Regions from separate parts of the Homo sapiens genome. Here all the other regions are linked to region 2. The links are chromatin loops, found by intact Hi-C in ENCODE. Cell type or tissue: GM12878. All regions are shown on one strand. Each heading gives the region's core, and the rest is flanking DNA. Links, peaks and the distances in the headings are about the cores only.

What was found. Hi-C counts contacts between places; a loop is a spot of excess contacts. Peaks named below come from ENCODE experiments on the same cell type or tissue, not always from the same donor. Only the 100,000 strongest peaks of a DNase experiment are listed, where the experiment ranks them.
Region 1: a loop joins it to region 2, with 4 times the contacts of the local background. A loop is called at or near these places in 1 of 110 quality-filtered maps.
Region 3: a loop joins it to region 2, with 5 times the contacts of the local background. A loop is called at or near these places in 1 of 110 quality-filtered maps.

The regions. Positions count from the first base shown.
Region 1 is chr15:54,079,682-54,086,165 of GRCh38, forward strand. All of the region lies in intron 2 of UNC13C (unc-13 homolog C), which reads left to right. Among named protein-coding and RNA genes, the nearest start is that of UNC13C, 100 kb to the left of the region's middle. In GM12878, for the core only: a CTCF peak has its summit at 3,373 (motif pointing right); no DNase peak of the experiment used is centred there.
Region 2 is chr15:54,516,022-54,522,505 of GRCh38, forward strand. All of the region lies in intron 24 of UNC13C (unc-13 homolog C), which reads left to right. Among named protein-coding and RNA genes, the nearest start is that of UNC13C, 540 kb to the left of the region's middle. In GM12878, for the core only: no CTCF peak of the experiment used is centred there; DNase peaks (open chromatin) are centred at 2,372, 2,551 and 3,710; H3K27ac peaks cover 1,185 bases.
Region 3 is chr15:55,105,915-55,112,398 of GRCh38, forward strand. No RefSeq gene overlaps it. Among named protein-coding and RNA genes, the nearest start is that of RSL24D1, 88 kb to the right of the region's middle. In GM12878, for the core only: a CTCF peak has its summit at 3,152 (motif pointing left); a DNase peak (open chromatin) is centred at 3,447.

The DNA.
Region 1 (6,484 bases), core at 1,006-6,005, 440 kb before region 2:
TTCTTTATCAGGTCTAGGAGTCTTTTAAAAGAATCATTAAGGCTTTCTAGTTATAGAATCATGTCATCAGTAAATAGAAATAATTTGATTTCCTCTTTTCCTATTTAGATGCTTTTTCTTTCTTTCTCTTGCTTAATTATTCTGGCTAGGACTTCCGGTACTATGCTGAATAGAAATGGTTAGAGTAGACATCCTTGTCTCGTTCCAGGTTTTAGGAGGAAGTCTTTCAACTTTTCCCCATTCAGTATAATGTTAGGTGTGGGCTTGTCATATATGGCTTTGATTATTTTGAGGTACTTCCTTCAAGGCCTGGTTTGTCGAGCGGTTTTTTTTTTTTTTTATCATAAAGTGATGTTGGATTTTATTGAATTCTGTTTTGGCATCGATTGAGAGGATCGTATAGTTTTTGTTCTTAGTTCTGTTTATGTAGTGAATTACACTTATTGATTTACATATGTTGAATCATCCTTGCATCCATGGAATAAAATCCACTTGATTGTGATGAACTGACTTTTTGATAAGCTTCTTGATTTGATTTGCTAGTATTTTGTTGAAGATTTTGGGGTCTACGTTCATCAAGGATACTGACCTATAGTTTTCTATTTTTGTTGTGTCATTGTCACATTTTGGTATCAGGATGATACTGGCTTCACAGAATGATTTAAGGAGGAATCTCTCTTTCTCAGTTTTTTGGAAACATTTCCGAAAGATTGGTATCAGCTCTTCTTTGTACATCTGGTAGAATGTGGCTATGAATCCATCTGATCTTGGGTTTTTTTTAGTTGGTAGATTTTTTATTACCGATTCATTTCTATAACTTGTTATTAGTCTGTTCAGGATTTCAATTTCTTACTGTTTTAATCTTGGGAAGTCATATGTTTCCAGGAATTTATCCATTTCCTCTTGGTTTCTATTTTGTACACATAGAAATGTTCATAGTAGTCTTTATGGATCTTTTGTATTTTTGTGGTGTCGGGTGTGATGACACCTTTATCAATTCTGATTGTGCTTATTTGAATCTTCTCTCTTTTTCTTGGTTAATCTAGATATTGATATGTCAGTTTTGTTTATCCTTTCAAATAACCAACTTTTTGTTTTGTTGATCCTTTGTTTGTTTTTTGGGGTCACAATTCCATTTAATCTTTGTTGTTTCTTTGCTTTTGCTAACTTTGCATTTGGTTAGTTTTTGTTTTTCTAGTTCCTTTAGGTGCAGCATTAGGTTGTTAATTTGAGAACTTTCTTTCTTTTTGGTGTAGGCATTTAGCGCTATAAAATTTCCTCTTAACACTGTTTTGTTGTATCTCCATTGGTTTTGGTATGTTGTGTGTCTATTTTTGTTTGTTTCAAAATTTTAAAAACTTCTGCCTTAATTTAGTTGCTTATTCAAAAGCCATTCAGGAGCAAGTTGTTTAGTTTCCATATATTTGTGTGGTTTTGAGAGTTCCTCTTGGTATTAATTTTTAAATTTTGTTTTGTGGTCTGATAATATGCTTGATATGATTTTGATTTTAGAACTTAGTGAGATTTGCCTTATGACCATTTTAGAGGTTGTTTCATGCACAGATGATAAAATGTATATTCTTTGGTATTGAATTGAATGTTCTGTAGATGCCTATTAAGTCCATTTGGACAAGAGTCCAATTTAAGTCCTGAGTTACTTTATTAGCTTATGCTTTGATTATCTTTCTAGTGCTGTCAGTGGAGTGTTGAAGCCCTTCACTATTATTGTATGGCTGTCTGCCTCTTTTCTTAGATACAGTAGTATTTGTTTGTGAATCTTGGTACTCTGATACTGGGTTTGTATATACTTAGGATAGTTAAATTTTCTTGTTGAATTGAATCCTTTATCATTATATAATACTCTTTTATTTATTTTTACTGTTGTTTTAAAGTATGTTTCATCAGATACAAGAATAGCAATCCCTGCTTTTTTTTTTCCTTCGCTTTCCATTTGCATGAGAGATCTTTCTTCATCTCTTTACTTTGAGTCTGTGGGTATCATTACACATAATATGGGACTCTTGAAGGCAACAGCAGGTTGAGTATTGTTTTTTAATCCAATTTTCCACTCTATGTCTTTTAAATAGAGCATTTAAGCTACTTACTTTCAAGGTTAATATTGATATGTGAGGTTTTGTTCCTCTCCTAGCATTGTTAGCTAGTTGCTTTGTACAATTGTGTAGCTGCTTTATGGGATCTGTGAACTTTGTACTTACCTGTCCTTTTACGGTAGCAAGTATCATCCTTTCATTTCCATGTTTAGAAATCCTTTGATCATTTCTTATAGGGCTGGTCTGGTGGTTATGAATTCCCTTAGCATTTGCTTGCCTGGGAAAAGTTTTATTTCTTTTTCACTTATGGAGTTTAGTTTGTCAGGATATAAAATGCATGAATGTCATTTATTTTCCTTTAAGAAGGCTAAAAGTAGGCCCCTAATTTCTTCTGGTTTAGAAGACCGCTGTTAGCCTAATGGGATTTCCTTTATAGGTAATTTTGCCCTTTACTCTATGCCTTCAAGTTGTTTTCATTAGCATTGACCTTGGATAGCCTGATGATCATATATCTTGGTGATGGTCATCTTGTATAGTATCTCGCAGGTGTTCTCTGAATTTCTTGTATCTGGGTCTTGAGCTCTAGCAATATTAGGGCAATTTTCCTGAACTATTCTTTCAAATATGTTTTCCAAGTTGCCTACTTTTTCTTCTTCTCTATCATAATGCCGATTAGTCATAGATTTGGTTGCTTTACATAGCCCCATGTTTCTTATGTGCTTTGTTCATTAATTTTTTTTAAATTTTGTCTGACTGGGTTGCTTTGTGTTCATTTCAACTTTCTCTTGGATCTCATTGAGTTTCCTTGCAATCTATACTTTAAATTCTTTATCTGTCATTTTAGACTTTTGACTCTGGTTGGGATCCATTGCCAGAGAGCTAATGTAATCTTTTGGAGTTGTCAAAACACTGTCTTTTTGTACTGCTGGAGTTCTCCTCTTGATTTCTACTCATCTTAAGGAACCGTCGCTTCTTATTTTTGAGTTTTCTATCATTTTGATGGGACTGTTTTTAATTTTTTATCTTTTCCCTTGAGGGTATGACTATGGTATATGTTGTGTATAATCATCCGGTTTTGTTTCTGGGTGCTTTTGTGGGGGCCAAGGCTCTGAATGGGTTCCTTGGTTGTGGATAGGTTCTGTGTGATAGCTTTCTAAGATGCTGCTTGTTGTAGGGATATATTGGACATATGAGCCCATACACCATCTCCTGCTGTGCTCCGGGTGTGGAGGTCTCAGGGAGCACATCTTGTGTACTAGCAGTAAGACCCTCCGGAAGATTTTTAATTTGGTGGTGCAATTCAGGCTGCATTCCAGTAGGTGGCAATGAAGAGTAAGAGCCGGCTCATTCTCAGCTCAGGGGGAAGTGCCCACCCTGATGGGGAGAGACTGTGTTGGGGTGTTCTAGGTCCCTGGGGTAGGGAGTGGGAGTGAAGCCTTGTCCTGAGCAGCCAGGAACACGATTCCCTTCCCTATCATGGCCCTGTTGCAGGGCTCAAAACCTCCAGTTCATTTAGACTTTGTTCTTTGGCTCCCAGCTGCAGTGTGGCTGTGGACCTTTGGATGTGGCTATGGCCCTCTGGCAGCGACCACCAAACTGGACTCAGGGCACAGCCTCTTCCCTCAGTCTGGAGCAGACAACTGTATGGCTTGTCTGGCCTCCGTTGTCAGGGTGCTGCTGCTCTGTGTAGGGAGAGGGAGTTGGGCCCCAACCTTCATGCAAGTCCAAGCAGCACAGGCTCACTTTCTGCGCCAAGAAAAAGCACTTTCTCCAAGTGTACATGTGTCAGCCCCCAGTGGGGAGAACCTCTGCTGTATCCACAATAGTAGATGGGGTGGGGGTCGGGAAATAACGCCCTCTCTATCCCTCTTCCCAGCTGCTGGGTGCTGCCCCTTCCAGAGATTGGTGATGCGCCTTCATTTCCTTTGTCCCAAAAAGAGCTTTGATGGGCTGCACTCCCTCCTCCCTTGGGGCAGCCTACACCAAGGGTTAGATCTCTAGGGACCCCACAGCTCCCCAGGGACTTGATTGCTGTGCTTGTGAAAGTCTGAGGGGATTATAAGGTATGTTTGCTGGGGATCTGCTGGTGCATCGTCTTGGGGGCAGAGATTTCCCAGGCAGGACAGTGGCCAATGATAGGTACATAACCAGTATGGTACTCACCATCTCAGTTTGGGTCTGAGTGGGATGGGGGAACCTCTGCGCGAACTCGCTACCTGGTCCTCTGTCCTCATGAAGTTTCCAAATCGCCACGGACAGTGTTGTCCAGGGCTGTGAGTGCAGGGGGTCTTCCCAACAGTTTGGCAGGCAGCAGATTGCCACAGAGGTGAGGGGAGCAGAGAGGACTCCCACTACCCTTTCTTCGGGGCTCCACGTTGCTCTGGGGTCGGTCTCAGCCAGACTCTTGCTACTTTCCTTTTCTGCACCCCAGCTGTCCTGGCTCTCTTCCCTCAGTTTTCTCTTGAGAGCCCGTCCATTCACAGTAACTGTGATCCACGTCCCCTTTTTTCTTCAGTTCTGTACTCTTTCTACTCTCTTTCTATTGGTCAGTTGGATTTAAGTTCCTCGTGTATAACGGAGTGGGTGGGTTGGATTCTAGCAAAGTTCATTTTTTGCAGTTGTGTTTTGTGAGTATATGAGTTGTCTTTATAACTCAGAAATAATGGTCGTGAAGACATATCTACCTTGTTTCCTTCTTAAATAAATTTCACTTATTTCTGGCTTTATAAATTCCCAGCCTTGTGTTTGAATTATTTTCCACGTAATTTTCAAAAGTCAGGGGTCCTGGGTCTGAATGTGTCCCCTTTATGGCCATTGCCATTTTTTGGTATGTATCCTTTAATGGGTCATTTCACTTCTTTGAGCTTTAGTTTTCTCGTTAGTAAATGAGAGCTATTAATATTTACTTTAGTTGTATATTATAAATATTCAATAAGAAAGTATACATAAAAACATGCAGAATATTCAGGTCATATGCTAAGGGATCCACAAATATTACTGCTAGTTGAGTGACTTGAAAAAAATTATCTTCTCTGTCAGAAGAAATACTCTCTTCTCATATAGATGAGATCCTAATGCCATTTGGTCACTCTTTTTTGTCACTATGAATCAGGGCCCCTCAGCCTCAAGATCACAATTGCAAGAATTAAGAAAAATGATCTTTATTTTGCATTCAAAAGTAGTGGTGTGTTTCAATAATAGTGTATTATGATTATTTATAAGTAGTTTTGATATGTGGCAGGTACATCCTTATTTTAGATAATGTATAAAAATTTATTTTTATAGAATAAATGGTTCAATTTGTCCAAATTATTATGATAAGAAGACTTCTGAATGTTAATTATGACTTCTGCTAACAGTATTGGTAGAAGAGTAATTTGGAATAACCCTCCTTATGGAGGGAGATTAGAAAATCTAGGTAAATAATTTACAGATATCAGAGAACTAAGAAGCTAGTAGAGAGTTATAGGGCTAAGATCCTAGAGGAGACAAAAATATACAAAGATATGCTCAAAATTTAGGGCTACTTTCTCCTGGTACATTTACCGATTCTAGAAGTGTCAGCCGGAAGTTTAGTTGCACTTTTGACAGGCCCTTAAAGCAAAAGATACAAAACATTAGAGTCCAGAGTCTTACAAAGAAGGATCCCAAGTAATCCCTATACTCAACCTTTTAGTTTGGGGTTCCTCAGAATTTGCTCCAGGCCAGACTTCTAAGAAGCTATAGCTTTCAGTCATCTCAGTCATTGAATTTGCATAAAGGAGACTCTGTATTGTCAGTGCCCAGAAGCCTAGTAGAAACAAATAAATATCTTCTCTTGAAGAAGATACACCAACCTTTGCCTCGAAGTATTTATACTTTTTTCCAATAAAATTTTATTTATTTATTTATTATTTATAGAGATAGGGTCTCCTTTGTCACCCAGGCTGTTCTCAAATCCCTGCCCTCAAGTGATCCTCTTGCCTTGGCCTCCCAAAGTGCCTTTTAAAAAATCTTACCACACAATAAAAGAAAACTAGGCACAAGACAAGGGTCGGGGTGCTGGCTGATGCTTCATGACATTTGTGGGGGTGTGATCAATTTTAAGCTCTGTATTTTATTTTGTGCAATGCACTTTTCTGTCTGCGTATTTAAAAATGTTTAAAAAAACAAACAATTATGAAACGATTGTTGGAGCACCCTGGAGACATGTTTGGCCCCTCCTTTTATTTTAGTTGACATGTAATATACATATTTATGTGATACAGAGTGATATTTCAATACATGTGTACATGTGGAATGATCAAATTTGGATCATCTGGGTATTTATCACCTCAAACATAGCATGTCTTTGTGTTGTAAACACTCACAATCCTCTCTTTTAGCTTTTTGAGGATATACAATAAGTTAGTTAACCATATTCACCTTATAGTGCTGCAGAACATCAGACACAT
Region 2 (6,484 bases), core at 606-5,605:
AGAGATGTATATCTATGTCGCTTTTAATTTTTAATGACAAATTTGATGTGTCAACTAGAAATTGCATCTGACTGCCCAAAAGTGTGTGTATGTAGCTCATTGAAATTCATTGTAATACCTATTAGCCACATGGACTAAGTCATTAGCTAAGCAACCCTAGACCAGGAAGGAAAAACATTAATCTTCATCATTTTTCACTTGCCACTAGCCTCTCAACTTTAAACGTGCTGAGGCAACAGGAGATGAAAGATCAGAGCTTCAAAGGAAATAATACTCCATGCCAGTAGTTCTTCTTGAACTTCAGCACGCATCAGAACTACCTGATGAGTTTATGAAAAACACACATCACTGAACTCTACCCCCAGTGTATTTGATTCAGTACGTTTGGGGCAGGGCCAGGTGATTTGCATTTCTAACGAATCTCTGGGTGACGCTGATGCTACTGGTCTGGGGACCATGCATTGAGAATTACTGCTATATGCTTTCTGAAAAAGAATCAGGCCAGGTGTGGTAGCTCGTTCCTGTAATCCCAGCACTTTGGGAGGCCAAAGTGGGTGGATCACCTGAGGTCAAGAGTTCGAGATCAGCCTAACATGGCAAAATCCTGTTTCTACTAAAAATACCAAAAATTAGCCAGGCATGGTGGTGGGCGCCTGTAATCCCAGCTACTCAGGAGGCTGAAGCGGGAGAATCACTTGAACCCTAGAGGCGGAGGTTGCAGTGAGCAGAGATCGCACCACGGCACTCCAGCCTGGAAAACGGAGTGAGATGCTGTCTCAAAAAAAAAAAAAGTATCAGATAATTAGAAAATAACACAGAATACCCGTTTTTCTTATTTGTACACCAGTCCTGACCAGCCTACTTTCTGTGTTTTGAATCTTAAGAACACCTGAGATTCAAGGTGTTTGTATGGAAATTGGAACAGCATGCAAGAGTGCAGGCAAGTATTTGTATTAAAGAATAGGATAGTCCCAAAATAAAGGTAGTCGATTTGCAATCATATACAAAATTCTTGCAGTTTTTTAAGATTCTGGCCTTTATGCTTGAATTTTATATGTAATCTTATAAAAAATGGTGTTATAGTTAACAGAGGCCAAATTTTACATTCAGGTTTCTAATCTGTCTCACCTTTTCTTCTTAATATAGAAATATAAGTTACTAGTTAATAAATTAATAAGAATTAATCTACTGTTCTCATATTTTCAGGAATTACAAAATATAGAATAAATTATAAAGTATATATTAGATAGTAAAATAGACAATTTCAAATTGTCACATTATATCTTTCAGTTCTAAAACTGTTTTCTAAACCAATTTGAAAAGTTCTTCGTATTTAGTTAGAATATCCATTGTTGCCTACTTACATGTAGTTTATCTGCAGGTGGGCAGAAATTGGGGTACAAAATAAAAACATTTTTTAATGCCTGGGGTCTCAAGGAGCTTACAAGGTGTAAGGAACTTGGTAAAACATAATTAGACTAGAGATGCCTTTTAGCACTTACTGAAGGATATTCAGAAGCCAGCTGTTCCACGTCTTTCTCCACCACTGTAAGCACCTCTTCCTCTTGGGGCTGACTGCTGTATGAAAAAAAGGTCTGAGCACACTGAATATGATGACAGAATTTACTCCTTCGCTAATTCATTCAACAAATATTTATTTGCTGAGCACTTGTTATGAGCTGTAAATTTTACTAGGAACTGGAGATACATTAATTACTAAGATGCAGACCCCACCCTCAAAGAACTTAGAAGTTTTTAGGGGAATCAGAGCAATTAAAGAGATAAGGTTTGTGAGAGAAAAACAACAAGGACACTCCTAAATGTGAAGATATCCTTCAGATGAAAGTTTTAATTGTTATAACTTATCCTGCAACAATTCAGAAATAAACTCAAACCTCACCTCTTGTTGTATAAATAGAGGTAAAAAGGGAAATGTAATTTGGCTGACGTCAGTAAAAGCAACCAGTTATAGCTTCATAGCCCCAGATAATAAGGAGAATTGAATATTTGAAGTGCTGGCCTTTTATTGTGGCAACATGCACAGACTGCCTGGTTTCTTTCTCCTCCTAATCATCTCTGCAATTAGATTTAATAAATTGAACTTAATGGAAAATTAAGAGAATAATAAGGGCCAATAAAGCAAATTATATTAAAGTGATTTAATAAATATGTTTAATAATTTAGCACTACTACCACATAAAGTTTAGCTAACTGCTAAGCTTGTGAAATTAAGAAAAGGTGCTGCTGAGGAGGTTGAAAGGTTTTTTGGTTGGCGAGCCATGTCAAAATGAAATACAGACCCAGGCAGGTGACGCTTGTTAACCTCATTTCCCAGAGCATTTAAGAGAGCTCACAGGGTTACTCATATACTGCCAAGTCTCTTTTTAAACTCACCTCTCTCTGAACCTTAAGAAAACTTAAGGAGAAAGGACACATGCCCCAGCAAGGAAGGAGAGGGAGACGGCTTCACTTTAACTGCCATCTTCTATAATAAATCTATTTCATTATCTTGTTGTGATCACCTTCAGTTGCTCATGCCTGCTTTAACAAACCATAAACCAATGCCATTACTGGTAAAATTTAACTTCTTTAACCCAGTCAGTTCTCTTGTTTGCCCTACTAAGCAGAATAGTCCTCAGACACCCTGAGATAATGGCTCACAGAGAACACTCTGTCCCCAGCACTTGATGGTCAACAGGTCCTGAATTCAGTTGACTGGGTGGACTATATTCACATCGCTGAGCAGTGGTTTATAACACATGCAGGAATGTGAAGAAACAGCCAAATGGGTCAGACAGAGTAGGTCAGGGGAAAAGGGCAGAACAAAATTCTGAACATAAAGTGTCTCGTTGATTCTATTCCTAACTTATCCCTACCCAGTCCATTTTCACAATTAGCCAATAGATGCAACATGTAAGCCCTAAATTCCTTTCCCATTGTTATAAAACGGGGATTCCTGTTTTTTTAATGAACATTCTCAGAAGAGAATTTCTTCAGAGGAAATAGCTTCTAAGAATGCAGCTCTTCAGTCCCCATGTGGCTCCAAAAGCATAACACATTATCTGTGCTTTGGTTTTACCCATTTGGAAACAACGAGGAAGTTGAACTATGTGATTTCAGAAATTCTTTTTTTTTCTAAATTTCTGTCATTATAAGGACAATCCGCATGTTAGCAATCCATGAAGTAGAGGAATAGTGTATGTGTTGCAGGTGAGAAGGGAAAAAATGTATAAGAGAAAAGAATGTCACATCACTCATATAAAGCCTGAAGGTGTAATTTAAAGAAAAACAGTTCATAGAAACAGAAAAAGCCAAAATTCCTTATATTCACTAACTCAAAACTATATTGAGTGAATTATAAAAGGTAAGGCAATCTTTTTTTTTCCTTCAGTTGTCTAGACTGAAGAACCTCATTTAACATATCTCAAAGGCATTTTGTTGATTTGAAGCACAGTGACAGTTGGATTTACTGCATACTCTCTTTAATTAGGATGGGAGACAGCTATTGATGTTCAACTTTTTGAAACCCAGAAGTTAGAAACATGAATTTATACAACTGATACCTCTAGCATAACATTCATGCAAATCTGAATAGGATAAAGAAAATGCCATAGTCTGTCTGAAAATTGTCGTGTAAGTTCTTGGAGTTTCTCCTTAAGAGGCATTTTAAAACGAAACAAAAAACAGGGTAGTATGGTTAGAGCTGGGCACATTTGTTTCCGGTAGAGAGGACCGTGTATTCTTTTACTTCTGACAACAAACCACAGTATTCATGCTGACACCACAGGCTTATGAAGTGATTTAGGGCATTTCCAGGAAAGTACCCTACTTCTAGATTCACTAGGGAATTTTTGCTGAATTCTCAGTCATATATTTTAAGTTGAAGTAGACCCTATAAGATGAAAAGATTCCGGTCAAGTGGAAGATTTGAAGGAAAATGATGTTTTAAAAAGAAAACATAAAAAAAGCAAGAGCCCAGATAAGATTGTGAGAAGTTGCTTGAAGCAATTCCCTGGTGGAAAGCCAGCTTGAAGGATGATACGCCAGTGTCATGATCATATTTGGGTTTATTACACCAGTTAGGAGGATGAAGGGGGGAAACAGGAAATAGGAACACAATGTGTAGATGATTACAGTAGGCTAGAGGAGAAAAATTCAGAATCTGGAAGTGAAGAGGAAAAGGCAGGTGGATAAAACATTTCAGAGATATCACCAATCATATTTGGTATGGAAGTAAATATGGAGGGAAGAAAACAGAAGTCAAAGATGACTTTCACATTTCTGCCTTAAACAATTGTAGGCCATTAACCAAATCAGAGGAAATAAGAAGATAAATAAATTAAGAATAGTAATAAGTTGTGCTTTGATATGCTACAGCTGAAGCATGTATGAGCCATCAAAGTGGAAGTTTACTAGGTACTTGGAAATATAGACATGATTCTCAGGCATGCTGTTAAGAATGTTGATAATAGATTTGGGGCCCTTAGCATATGGGTGATAATTGAAGCCATGGGCATGAATTTAATTGCTCAAGGGGAGTACAGAGTAAAAAGAAAAGAAGACTGAAAAAGGAGAATTGAAGGACACTAATATTTCAGGGATATACAGAGGAGGAAAGTTAACAGAAGACAGACAAATCACAGGCAGTTAGAGAAGCAGGGAAGGACCTTGGGAAACAGAGCAAACAACAGTATGAATGAAGGCTAAGATAAATAAGGTCCTTGAAATTAAGAAATCATTGGTGACCATATGGAAACACGTCAGTGGCATATCTGTAACAGAAGCAAGCCACATTGCAGAGAACTAATGAATGTTTAGGAGAAAAGGATGTGGAGTCAACAAGTCTGACACTGTTGTAAGCAGTCTGAAGATCAAAAGAAGGAAGGATATTGGCTAGATGTCAATGAGAATGTAGTTCCAAATAAGTTTGGCTTCTCTTTCATTGTCTGTTGTTTATTTTAACATAAATGTTACTTGAGCATATTTATAGGATGGGGTAATAAAATTAATGGTAGAGGGAATGAAAAGGGAAAGAGATAATTGATGGAACAAAATCCGAAAGAAGGAACCAAGAGTGCAAGTTAAACAGCATTTTTCTTGGAAATAAGGCTTTTTCATGGAACTAGAGGTGAAATTTTTATTTATTAATGTTTTAATGCAAAAATATTGGAGAGTATGAAACCTACCAGAATAATGATTAAATTTTGGCCCCTGGTGAGATGGCCAGGAAGTTACCTTCCTTCCTGATTTGCACTTCTTTACAGAAAATAACCGATAACACTGATGAGCTGAACACAGGAAAGATAGCTTTGTAGCTCGTAGGAAATGAAGGAAATGAGATAGTAATAAAGACTGTGAAGAAGAAATAAAATTCACACTAAAGATCTTTAATTTCTTCCATGCAAAGTCTATTTTTCAAGAGTTTATATTGAGCTATCTGAAGAGTTTAAATGACTTTTAAATGACTTTGCAACTCATTGCTTGTAACTCTAGCAAGAGCTTGAGGGTCAGTTTAACAATTGCTGCTGTAAGAGAATATATAACATGTATTTTCTTTAGACCTCTAGGGAAATAATCTTTTCTGGAAAACAAACAAACATGCAGTGTGGGTATGGTAACCATTCTTCTGAACCAAACAAATAGCAGGGAAACACCTGACATGGTCTGGCAATGAGATAGATATTTGAAATCAGGATTAACTTGATAACTCTGGAATATATGGTTTCTAAGGAATGAAAGATTTCAAGGGCAAAATATCCTATTCATAGTTAATGCAAGGTATCAGTCCAAGGAGATGAAGATGATATAGGACTGCTTCTGTGAGGGAATTTTTATGCTTCTGTCTATCCTCACTTCCTTCCTCAACATGTGGTGAATGCCCATGCATGCAGGACACTGGAACAGATACCCAGGATAGAAAAGTATGAACAAGTTCTATGGAAGAGGTAGATTTATAAGAGAGCATTTAGAGAGAACACTGCATACACAGTTATAGTAAAGAGCATAGTCAGTGTAGAGGCTAGATCTACTAACTGCCTAGGGCTAGCTACACTTGAGCGAAAATTTGCAAAAGGAGATAAGTGAATTATCTTTTAAAGAAAAAGGAAAAGTAAGCCTTAAGGAAAATAACTTAAGATGAAGGAAAATAACTTAAAAGATGTCTTTCTGGCCAGGCGCGGTGGCTCACGCCTGTAATCCCAGCACTTTGGGAGGCCAAGGCAGGTGGATCACCTGAGGTCAGGAGTTCAAGACCAGCCTGGTCAACATGGTGAAACCCCATCTCTACTAAAAATACAAAAAAAAAAAAAAAGCTGGACATGGTGGCAGGTGCCTGTAATCCCAGCTACTCTGGAGGGTGAGGCAGGAGAATTGCTTGAACCCAGGAGGTGGAGGTTGCAGTGAGCCAAGATCGGGCCACTGCACTCCAGCCTGGGCAACAGAGCGAGATTCTGTCTCAAAAACAAAACAAAACAACAACAACAAC
Region 3 (6,484 bases), core at 944-5,943, 590 kb after region 2:
AACCCATTCCCATGATTCAATTACCTCCCACAGGGTCCCTCCATGGGGATTATGGGAACTATAGTTCAAGATGAGATTTGGGTGGGGAAACAGCCAAACCATATTAATGCCGGAGACAGGCTTAGGGGTCCTGTTGATAATGCCACTGGGAGGTTGCTGAGGCTCCCCTGTCTTACAGCAATAGACTCAAGTCAGAACAAGGCTTTCTATGGCTGTCCTCCTACTACATGGGCCAGACCATACATCAAACTGACACAACTGGCACATGGTGATTATTAGTAAAAGATGAGTCCAAAATGGTATTCTATTGAGAATAAGGAGTGATATAGTTTGGATGTTTGTCCCCAACCAAATCTCATGTTGAATTGTAATCTCCAATGCTGGAGGTGGGGCCTGATGGGAGGCGTTTGGGTCATGAGGGCAGATGATTCATGGCTTGGTGCTGTCTTCACGATAGTGAGTTTTGCAACATCTGGTCATTTAAATGTGTGACACCTCCCCCCTCACTCTCTCTTTCTTCTGTTCTTACCACTTTATGTGCTTGCTCCCCTTTTGCCTTCTGCCATAATTGGAAGCTTCCTGAGGCCTCTTCAGAAGCAGATGCTGCTATGCTTCCTATACAGCCTGCAGAACCGTGAGCCAATTAAACCTCTTTTCTCACAAATTACCCAGTCTCTGGTATTTCTTTATAGCAGTGCCTGAACAGCCTAATACAGAAAATTCTTACCAAGGATTGGGGCATTGCTATAAAGATACCCGAAAATGTGAAAGCACCTTTAGAACAGGCAACAAGAAGAGGTTGGAAGAGTTTGAGTGCTCAGAAGACAGAAAAATTAGGGAAAGTTTGCGACTTCTTAGAGACTGGTTAAATGGTTGTGACCAAAATGCTGATAGTGATATGGATAGTGAAGGCCAGGCTGACAAGGTCTCAGATGGAAATGTGAAACTTATTGGAAACTAGAGCAAAGGTCATGCACTTTATGCCTTAGCAAAGAACTTGGCTGCATTGTGCCCCTGCCCTAGGTCTCTGTGGAAGTTTGAACTTCAGAGTGAAGATTTAGGGTATTTTGTGGAAGAAATTTCTAAGTAGCAAAGCATTTACAATGTGGCCTGGCTGCCTCTAACAACCTATGCTCGGAGGCATGAGCAAAGAGCTAACTTAAAGCTGGAAGTATATTTAAAGGGGAAGCAGAGCATAAAAATTTGGAAAGTTTGCTGCCTAGGCATGTGGTACAGAAAACAAAAGCATTTTAAGGAGAGGAATTCAAGCAGGCTGTGAAGCAACCACTTGCTACAGATATTTGCTTAACTAAAACGGAGCCAAGGGCTAATATGTAAGACAATTAGGAAAAGGCCTCAAAGGCACTTCAGAGAACTTCATGGCAGCCCTTCCCATCACAGGCCGAGAGTCCTCTAAGAGGAAAGGATGGTTTTGTGGACCAGGACTCCAGCCTGGGTAATGAAGCAAGACCCTGTCTCTAAAAATAAATAAATAAATAATAAAATAAATAAAAGCACTACTTTGTTTTCTTTATCTATTTCTTCCTTGGGAGAAAGGAGCAATTGTTATCTTTTTTTTTTTTTGGCCCTTCATATTTATTTACATGTTCCATAAATTATTTTTCTTATAATTATTTTGTAGGTATGCTCTAAGATAAGTTCTCTAAAACAAATAAATCTCACTCTACATCTCTTCTTTGCTTTTCCCTATCCTCATTCCTTTTGTTGCTGGATCCTCAAAGGCCTCATTCACCTTTTCACACATTCTCCTTTACAGATACTCTCTGCCTCTGTTTCAGCTGACTTGCCTGGCCGGCATATCTGCTGCTAGTTTCACATGAATACATTCTCTTACAACCTTCTTGTTCTAACACATATGACTCTTTTCAAAATCACAGATACATTATTATCCTAAAAGAACTCAAGCCCAAGAATCCACTGAAGTCGTAATTTGAGTGAGAGTTTAGGCATTTTTTAATTGCCTCAAAACAGGTGAGTTTGGCTTATTTTTTTCAAGTGCAGATGAATTCAGAAGGAAGAGCTTAAGCATGCCCTGCTTAAGAGCACTTTTATATTGCTATAACAAATTTACAAGTCCTGACATAATTACTTGTTTTTGCTTTTCTTAGATAATGTATCTGTAAGTTGTTTTTTTTACGAGATGCTTTAGACCCATGGCAGTGAAAATCACCTACTTACCCAACCAGCTGTAACAGTCATACATTACCCAAAGAGATAAATCTGAAACAAATACCAGAGGACTGGAAACCTATTGAGGAGAGGTGTAGAGAATAAAGAGTGAGTGAGTTCCAGGGCTAGAATACAGAAGCATACAGTTCGGCCATATGCCTAAAGCAGTTGTGGGAGCTGAGAGGAGCCCATGTGACCAGAAAGCTGCTGAAGATGTCTTCCAAACTCAGTCAATCCCCACTGCACCAGCTTCCTCCCTCTCCCACCTTCCCCTAACCATTCCAACAGATCTCTGGGGAGAGGAGTGGAAATAAGACAGGGGACAAAAGGCAAGCCTCGTATCCAAAGATACCGAGGAAAGGAATAGCAGAGCATAAATTAACCCTAAAGGGTAAGTCTTCAGTTCCCCCAAAGACTGTAGAAACAGGGCCCACTTCAACCTCTGAAGGAAAATAGAAAGTAAGAAACTGAGGAAGCTAGGGAGAGAAAGAATCAGAATTCCAGCGGGGGAAGCAAAATGTTCACTCAAAACTAGATATTGTATCATCAGCATTTCTTTTATTCCAAAGTCTTCCACAAAGTTAAGTCATATTACTTTCCAAAGCCGGCCTTTGGGTAATTTAAGTACTTCCACCATCGCCACTGGGCAAACTGAAATGTATCAGGGAAACAGAGAGTGCATGCACATTAGGTGGTGTCAGCCCTTTGTAACTGATCAGCAGCCAGCGTTGAAAACTTTCTTTGCGTAGAATTCAGACCTAAGAGATAGCTGATGAATTTTTTCATTTCCATGTTTTTTTTATTCCATTGTGTCTCAGAATTAGTGAGGTTTTTTTTTTTTTGTTTTTTTTTGTTTTTAAAAGCTGTGTTCTGCTTTTTTTTTCATCTGAAGGCTGGTAAACAGGCTGCTCCGGCCTCTGGAAATTTATCACAAATAGCCCAGCGCCCTCTATCGGCCCCCCTGCCACACTGCCTCTTGATGGCCTCTGCAGCTACCTCGGTTGTTTTAAACATTCTGCAACCACGGCTCTGCCACAAGTGATAAATTAGTGGCTTCAGAAAAGTACTGTTCGGGTTGAACACAAATCATTTGATAAACAAAATCAGAAATAAGTAATGGACTCTAAAATCAAGCAGTAAAATTATTTATGGTAGGGTCAATTATGTCATTTTCCTCTTTTGAAAACATTTACTTTGATTTTTCTTAAAAAACGGCTTTGTTACATGGCCGAATTGCCAATAACTGTGGCTTGACACAACTTGCTTCAGAAGCAGACAGTGAACTGACTCAAATCTAACCAAAGTGACTCAGCAAACAGCACGTGATAAGAAACTGACATGCTAGCCCATAAGAGAAAAAAAAATAGAACAAATTTTCTCCAGGTTCACATCACCTTAAGACTGATAGGGAAATGGGTTTAGGACTGTCATCAAGTGAGAGGAAGAAGCTCCTTAGGGAGGACAAGTGGACATTTCAGAGATTAACCTCTTCAAACTCCTAAATAATCATTTCTTGGCATGTACCTTTAACCCTATAGTCCTTGACCCTTGAGTTGTTTTTTAAAATGGCATAGGAAGGCCCTTGTTTGTTGTTTGTTTCCATAGAAGACTTTGTCCTCTATACAAGGTTCATTTTACCCCCATACGTGAAGAAATTAGGACTTCTAATTTTTCTGCAAAAAAAAAATAATAAGAGTAATTTCAATCTGGGACCAGTTAAGTCTCCATATAAAACGGAGAAAGGACATCACCTCCCCACCTCCCTTTCTGATTGATCTGTTCCTAGGGCTTGAGACCTCCTAAGTGAGATTTCCTTGCAACACAATACAGATATCGGGAAATGACTTCTTCTGCCACTAAAATAGTGGATTGTGGTTGTGCCTCAGCAATGTTGAATCGTTTATGTGCTAGGCATTGGACAGGGGTTGGAGGAACAAAAATAAATAAAACACAGTCCCTACCCACAAGGATCTCACTCATCTAGGATACAAAGACAAGTGAACATAATTAGAATATAACACTAAACTCAATGATAAAAATACACAGAGAGTGGGAGCAGAAAAGGTTCAAGCAAGACTCATGATTTCAAAGCAGTAATTTGTACTGCACCCCCAAATTCCTCACTTTCATTCAGTGAGGATCTGGAGACTGCCTGGAGTCCTCTAATTCACCGAGGAAAGAGCTGGGGATAAATATGTTAACTGAAGTATGATTTTCTCATAGTCAGAAACGCATCAGACATAAAAAGCAAGCTATTCAGAAACACAGGAGAGGAGTTTCAAGGAGAGGATGATAGGACATGTCAGATGGAGACGAGGTCAAGAAAAATTCAGACTGAAAGGATTGCTGCATTTGGCAGTAAAAAGGTCATTGCTGAGTTCAAGACAGTCACTTCAGTAGAGTGATGAATACAAGATGCCAGGTTCAAAGAAGATGTATGTAACAAGGAAATAAACACAGCAGGCACAGATGCTATTGTAGGTCGCTAATACAGAGGCATTCACCGTAAGTGAGTGCCACAGGAGGCAGCACAGGGGAATGTTTTCCTTGGGGACAGTAGCCCTTCCTGTGGGGCAGAGGCTGAGCATGTGGGCTCTCCAGTCACAAGCACCTGGGTTCAGGTTCCAGCTGTGCCACATAGGTAATCTAGCCACAGCAGGCCTCTGTCAAACGGGATCATCACAGCACATACCTCATAGAAAAAAATACCTAGGATAGAGTAAATCCTCAGTGTAGAAACTGGAAAGGAGTCAGAGAAGCCACCATATGCCTTCAGTTCTAAAACTCCTATTTTAACATTTCTGAAATCAGGATACATTACAGTTTGTCAGCATTTTCCCCTCTTAGCAGAACATAAAATAATGACTCATGTAACCATCAATGACATCTTAGGTTTAATGGAAGAGTTAGTCCCTAACCCTGAAGCAGTTAAGTAATTGGCCTAGCTTTATGCAAACTGGCTCATAAAGAAATGTTAAAGTGAACATTTTGCTTAAATTCATGAGGGTTTTTAGAAGTCTTCTGGGTCCTGGCCAGGCACGGTGGCTCACGCCTGTAATCCCAGCACTTTGGGAGGCCAAGGCGGATGGATCACCTGAGGTCAGGAGTTCCAGACCAGCCTGGCCAACATGGTGAAACCCCATCTCTATTAAAAATACAAAAAAAAATTGCTGGGCATGGTGGTGGGTGCCTGTAATCCCAGCTACTCGGGAGACTGAGGCAAGAGAATCTCTTGAACCCGGGAGGCAGAGGTAGCAGTGAGCAGAGATCACGCACTGCACTCCAGCCTGGGCAAGAGAGTGAGACTCCATCTCAAAAAAAAAAAAAAAAAGTCTTCTGGATCCTTGCTATTCATAGTATGCTCAACAAGCCAGCAACATCAGCATCATCTGGGAGCTCCTTAGAAATGCAGAATGCCAGGTCCTATCCCATACCTATGGAATAAGAATCCTCATTTTAACAAGGCCTCCAGGCCAGGCATGGTGGCTCATGCTTGTAATCCTGGCACTTTGGGAGGCTAAGTTATGGGGATTTCTTGGGCTAGGAGTTTGAGACCAGCCTCGGCAACATAGTGAGAGACCCCATCTCTACTAAAAAAATTTTTTAATTTTCTGGGCATGGTGGTGGTACGTACCTTGTAGTCCCAGCTACTGGGGAGGCTGAGGTAGGAGGATTGCTTGAGCCCAGGGGTTTAAGGCTCTAGTGAGCTGTGATTATGCCACTGCACTTTAACTTGGGTAACAGAACAAGACCCCATCTCCATAAAAAAAAAAATTAATAAAATTAAAAGGCCCTAGGTTATTTTTGTGTACAATCAAGTTTCAGAAGCATTCTAGCCTTTTTGTTTAGTATTACAGATATTGGTGTAATTAGACATTTCGATTTGTTCCCTTAACTACTCACCAAAATTTTTTTATTTCATTAGAAATATAATGGAAAATTGAAGTTGATACCTTGAAATCTCTTAAGATTTACAGTGTATTTGGGGATTATTAGAACTGGACATGGAAATTAAAATCTCTGAAAAATCACAGGTAACAGTAACACCAAAGTTGGGGAGACAGAGAAGAGTTTCAATTAAAAAAAAAAAGTTTTTTTCTGTGACATTGCTGAATTTGGTTTTCATATGATGTTCCAAATAAACACAACATTTGTACTGTTGACTAAACAGAGTCCCAACCAGACTGAACACTTATTGTGCACAAGGACGGAACATTTTAGGGCTCCAATTAATCTAACTTGACCAACTAGATAAATAACAGGCTACTAAATATTTGATTTAATATCATATAAT